Regions from separate parts of the Homo sapiens genome. Here region 2 is linked to region 1. A link is an interaction called in ENCODE POLR2A ChIA-PET data of the cell type or tissue named here. Cell type or tissue: GM12878. All regions are shown on one strand. Links, peaks and the distances in the headings refer to the core of each region. The heading gives the core; the rest is flanking DNA. Region 1 overlaps CFL2 (cofilin 2). Region 2 overlaps PRORP (protein only RNase P catalytic subunit).

The links. Peaks named below come from ENCODE experiments on the same cell type or tissue, not always from the same donor. Only the 100,000 strongest peaks of a DNase experiment are listed, where the experiment ranks them.
Region 2: POLR2A ChIA-PET joins it to region 1 with 10 read pairs; 2 of 35 experiments call an interaction of 5 or more read pairs at or near these places.

Annotation. Positions count from the first base shown.
Region 1 is chr14:34,709,943-34,712,871 of GRCh38, reverse strand. It overlaps CFL2 (cofilin 2), which reads left to right. Exons shown (of 4, transcript NM_138638.5): 4 at 1-2,929. The coding sequence ends at 7. Among named protein-coding and RNA genes, the nearest start is that of CFL2, 3.2 kb to the left of the region's middle. In GM12878, for the core only: no CTCF peak of the experiment used is centred there; a DNase peak (open chromatin) is centred at 1,521; H3K4me3 peaks cover 1,678 bases; H3K27ac peaks cover 1,555 bases.
Region 2 is chr14:35,255,376-35,258,304 of GRCh38, reverse strand. All of the region lies in intron 5 of PRORP (protein only RNase P catalytic subunit), which reads right to left. All of the region lies in intron 5 of PRORP-PSMA6 (PRORP-PSMA6 readthrough), which reads right to left. Among named protein-coding and RNA genes, the nearest start is that of PSMA6, 36 kb to the left of the region's middle. In GM12878, for the core only: no CTCF peak of the experiment used is centred there; no DNase peak of the experiment used is centred there.

The DNA.
Region 1 (2,929 bases), core at 118-2,617:
ATTATAAAATGACAGTCAAGTGCCATCTGGATCTTAAGGAGCTTCCATTTCTCCAGCTCAGTCCATTGGAATAGTATTAGGTTTTGGTTTTTTGTTGTATTTCCCCCTTTCCACTGGGCCCTTCCAACACAATGAATGAAGGAAATATCATTTATTTAAGCAGCCTATCAGTGATTGCCATTAGACTGTTGAATACTGTTACTTTTATATAGAACCCAAGGAATGCCTTCCTGTCATATTTTAGCCAAAACAACTGGTTATATGCCTCCCTTGCAGCAAGCACTACAATGTATGTGATCGTCAATGTGAATAGCTTAGAATACTGCAAAGGATAAGCTAATTGAATGCCTTGAAAGTATTATCCACTGGTCAGATGGTCAACTTTTTTCAGTATTATTTATAGTTGGCACTTGATTGCAGTTCTGTGAGGCTTGAGCATTCATACACCTCACCTGCCTTGGCAAGCCTATTTTAGTGATATGGCAGCACGGATATAACACTATGCATTAAAAGCACTTTTTGTAATAAGTTTAATATCCTAAAAGGAATGCCAATTAAGTTTTGTTAACTGTGTCATCAACTTATCCTAGTACCTCAGTGTTCATTCCTGTTACCTGCATATCTTCTTAAAAGAAATAGCTGTTATTAATGCCTTTTTGTTTTCCATTGAGTGTACACTACTGAATAAGTGTAGGAGTTTTATGTTTACCATGTGAGTCCTGCAACACTAAAGATATTTTGAATATCAGTCATGATGGCAATTTCTGTATAAAAGAGCCTTAAATGGAACATTGTTTTGAGATCAAACTCCCCACCCTCACAAAAATGGCCACGTTGCAATAAAAATTGTGGCATATTACAGAACGTTGCCTTGTTTTCCTTGGAAATTTTGCAAAATGTTATGTGAAACAACTTCTAGGGTAAAAACAGCTATTACTAATCTCTGCACTGGTCATTTGAGAATTTTTTTTGTACAGCATTCATGTGTGATATTTTCCAGATTTGTTGGATCTATTTGGTTTAAAAAGTATTCTATCTTAAGGCCAACTAATATAAAATACCATTGTTAAAGAATGGTACTTTTATAAACATTAGTGTATTTATTTCCTATGTGTTAATATGAAGATCAGAAATTATTTTTTGCACTTTGGCATAAATACTTTTCAATATCTGATTTGTTCTCTGGATAAATTAGCATAGTTATTTTTTTATTCACATTTACATTTCTAAGTAGTTGTATAGTAGAAGCAGGAAGCTCTTATTGCTTATTTGGTCGTAATGAAAATAATTTGTAAAATGTCCTTTAAAAGTTTAATGATACTTCTGATGTTTCGGAACAGTCATTTCACCTACTATTTCTGAATATATTTTGCAAATTGAATTGGAATAGGAATTGATAATAGCAGTCTTAAACATTAGTAGTGGGATTTGGCTATGGTCCAGACTGTGCTCCTTATAGAGAATTTGATCTGCTCAGTGTGAGCGGTTTGCTGTTAGCCAGGGCTATTTATGGCAAACACATGCTTTTGTATCTTGTCATAGTTATCCACAAATGGCAAAACTGGACTTGATTCTACTGGTATGCAAAACAGGCATGCTAGTAAGCAGTCAGTCGTGGCTCAGAACTTAACCCCATAGCTCAGAGGAATGCTTTTAGCAGAAAACAGGAAAGAAAATATCCCTTAAAAATTTTTTTTGAATGTGTGGAAGTAATTTTAGTATAATTAGATTTTTTCCATATTTTTGAAAGATTTTTCAGATGTGAACATTAAAAATAGGGATTAAATGTCTAGGCTTCCATTTAAAATTATATGAATGGTTTGGGATCTTTTTGCACTGAGCAATTTTATTTCAGGCTTCCAGCTGTCCCTGTGAGTTATCCTGGACATTTCGATGGTTTTTGGTAAGGCCAAACTCTGATAAGCAAAACAGAGAATACTGACGTATACTTAACCATATGTGTAACTGATACTTGGCACCATGGAATTTTTCATTGAGTTATTTCCTCATTCTTTTAAAAAATAAGGGACTATAAATCAGTTATGTAGTATCTTTTGTTTTTGTAGCTGATTCCTTAACTTTCTTGTATGCCTCTAGTAATTTCAGAGATTAAATATTGCTTTAAACTGTGATACTTTGATTTGCTAGATTGACAAAACTGATACTAATATAATTAAGTTCATCTTTGAAATACATCTTTGTGCGTAGAGCCAAAAAAAGAGATAAAATTAATAATAGTTCACTTGTTATTTGAGATTAATTTGGCATTTGAAATGATCATTTTATTTTACAATCATTTATAATGAATCAATGTTCCAGTTAGCTTTAAAAGGTATACGGTGCTAATTAGTAAAATATTGAAGGCAATATTTTACTGCTAGCTTGCAAAGTTATGAGAGTTTAAAAAATAAAATATATGAAAATATGTAAAGCTGTTGAGATGTGTTTACTTATACTTCAGAACATTAAAAGTTTAAAAACTGGTATTTCAGATCAAAGAGGCATCATTATCTTTATTCTGTTTTTCAGGATTTTAGTTGGTAATACTTTCTCATTTATCAATAACAATTTTCTTTAAAAACTGAGTGTTACAGCAATTAATTTTAGCATTTTCAGACAAATGGGAACAGTTGGCATGTGTCCCAAACTGGCTATCAGCTGTTGTTTTCCATCATTATCTAAAATAGTGTGGCCAGCATTGTGTATTGAAATGTGCCTTTTTCGTACATTGGAAGAGAAGCCTCTTACTGGGTTTGAGTTTCTCTGATACAGAACATTTGTAGCAGCTAATTTATGGAATCTGGCAAATAAGCTTTGGGAGGAAATTCTTTTAAAAGTGTTTTCTTGTTAAGGAATAATCTCAACAATGGTAAATCATCAAGAGGTTGAGAAGACTCTTAGGTTTGCCACTCAGAAAAAACAGTCTCAT
Region 2 (2,929 bases), core at 204-2,703, 550 kb before region 1:
TAAAAACATATTTTGCCAGGTGCGGTGGCTCATGCCTGTAATCCCAGTGCTTTGAGAGGCTGAGGTGGGAGGATCTCTTGAACTCAGGAGTTCGAGACCAGCCTGGGCAACATGGTGAGACCCTGTCTCAAACAAATGAACAAACAAACATATTTCAGATTAATATTTGGTTTGAATTTTTCTGGTTTGGCTTCTGCCCTAATTTGGCTTATCTCCAGTAGGAGGAGATAAGAGATTTTTTTTTTTTTTACTCATATGTGACACATCAACTTTTGGCATAAAACTGATGAAAAGTAGTTCCTGAGCTTAGGGTAAAAATATAGTTGGCAGGGCTACATGGGTTAGAAATAACTGTGTAGGGATGCTCCGGAAATAGAAAAGCTGCCTGGGAGGTAAGAGAGGCCAATGAGAGCAAGAGTTTTTCTCAGTAATCCTAAACAGCAAATGTTAACTTCCTTTCCCTGTGCTTATACCTTTTTACCTCCTCCTCTGCAGTCTATGGCACTTCCTGAGGTTTTATGGATTGTAGCTGTTCAGAAACTCTAAAGCCTTTGGGATCTGATGTCTTCAGAAATTAGAAATTCTTCGTCTGTTCCTCAGCAAGATAACTATCATCAATATACCTCATTTATAAGAACATTCATTATGGGATACCTCCAGGAAAGAACTTAAAAACTGTTTTGGAAGCAACCCAAATGTCAATTTCTGGAAGATGAATAGATCGATAAAATGTGGTATATACATATAATAGATTATTATTCAGCCTTAAACAGGAATGAAATTCTAATACATGCTACAACATGGATGAACTTGAAAACTAAGTGAAAAAAGCCAGACACTAAAGGACAAATACTGAATGATTGCACTTACATAAGTTACCTAAAGTAGTCAAATTCATAAAGACAGCATAGAATGGTGGTTGTCAGGGCAGCAGGGAGAGGAGAATGAGGAGCTATTGTTTAACGGATACAGAGTTTCAGTTTGGGAAGATGAGAAAAGTCTGGAGATGAATGGTGGCAACAGTTGCACGACAACATGAAGTACTTAATGCCACTGAACTGTATACTGAAAAATGGTTAAAATGGTAAATTTTATGTTAATATATTTTACAACAATAAAAGATTTTATCAGGCCAGACACAGTGGCTCATGCCTGTAATGCCAGCACTTTGGGAGGCTGAGGCGGGCAAATCACTTGAGGTCAGGAGTTTGAGACCAGCCTGGTTAACATGGTAGAACCCAGTCCCTACTAAAAATACAAAAAACTTAGCTGGGTATGGTGGCAAGCGCCTGTAGTCCCAGCTACTTGGGAGGCCGAGGCAGGAGAATCGCTTGAACCTAGGAGGAGGAGGTTGCAGTGAGCTGAGATGGTGCCACTATACTCTAGCCTGGGCAACAGAGCGAGACTCGGTCTCAAAAAAGAAAAAAAAAAAAAAGGATTTTATCATAAAAATTTTAAATATAAACAAAAGCAGGCAGAATAGCATAATGAACTGCCATGTACCCATCGCTCAGCTGCAATAATTATCAGCTCACGGCCAATCCAATTTCATCTATATACCAATTCACTTCCTTCTCTCGGATTATTTTGAAACAAATCCCAGACATATCATTTCACCTGTAAATATGTTGGAATGCATTTCTAAATATAAGAATGCTTTAAAAGATAAGCACAGGGCCAGGCGCAGTGGCTCACGCCTGTAGTCCCAGCACTTTGGGAGGCCAAGGTGGGCGGATCACGAGGTCAGGAGTTCGAGACCAGACTGACCAACATGGTGAAGCCCCATCTCTACTAAAAATACAAAAATTAGTTGGGCGTGGTGGCAGGCGCCTGTAATCGCAGATGCTCAGGAGGCTGAGGCAGGAGAATCGCTTAAGCCCAGGAGGCGGAGGCTGCAGTGAGCTGAGATTGCACCACTGAACTCCAGCCTGGGCGACAGAGCAAGACTCTGTCTTAAAAAAAAAAAAAAAAAAAAAAAGATACGCACAATTTCTTTTTTCTTTTTTTTTTTTTGAGATTTTGAGACAGAGTCTCGCTCTGTCACCCAGGCTGGAGTACGGTGGTGCAATCTCAGCTCACTGCAGCCTCCGCCTCCTGGGCTTAAGCGATTCTCCTGCCTCAGCCTCCCGAGCATCTGGGATTACAGGTGCCTGCCACCACGCCCAACTAATTTTTGTATTTTTAGTAGAGATGGGGTTTCACCATGTTGGCCAGGCTGGTCTCAAACTCCTGACCTCGTGATCCGCCCTCCTTGGCCTCCCAAAGTGCTGGGATTACAGGCGTGAACCACTGCGCCCAGCCTGATAAAATCTTTTCTTGTTGTAAAATATATTTAATATAAAATTTATGTAACATAAATGTAACATAAATGACTCATATTTCTGAGTCACAATTGTTTTTTGAATAAGGATCTAAAAAATTCCCATACATTGAAATTGCCTGGTATCTCTCTTAAGACTCTGTATAAGCTCTTTATCTATTTATCTTTTCTCCCTTATAGTCTAAGGCATATGATTGTTCATAGAGAATTTCCTCCATTTAGATTTTACCGATTGCATCCCTATGGTATCATGTAACATAGTCTCCAGTCTTCTATGCTTCTTGCAAACTGGTAGTTGAATCTAGAGGCTGTGTTTGGTGGTACATGCATGTAGTCCCAGCTACCTGGGATGCTGAGGTAGGAGGATTGCTTGAGCCCAGCAGTTCAAGTGTAGCCTGGGCAACACAGCAAAACCCTATCTCTTGATAAAATAAAATATAATGGTCCTGATGAATTGAAAAGGCCAGTTCATTTATCAAAGATTAAGAAGAACCTCCTCTGTAAGTCACTAGGCATGTGGTACTTGGAATACAGATATAAAAAAACAGTTATTCCAGCCGGGTGTGGTGGCTCATGCCTGTAATCCCAGCACTTTGGGAGGCCAAGGCG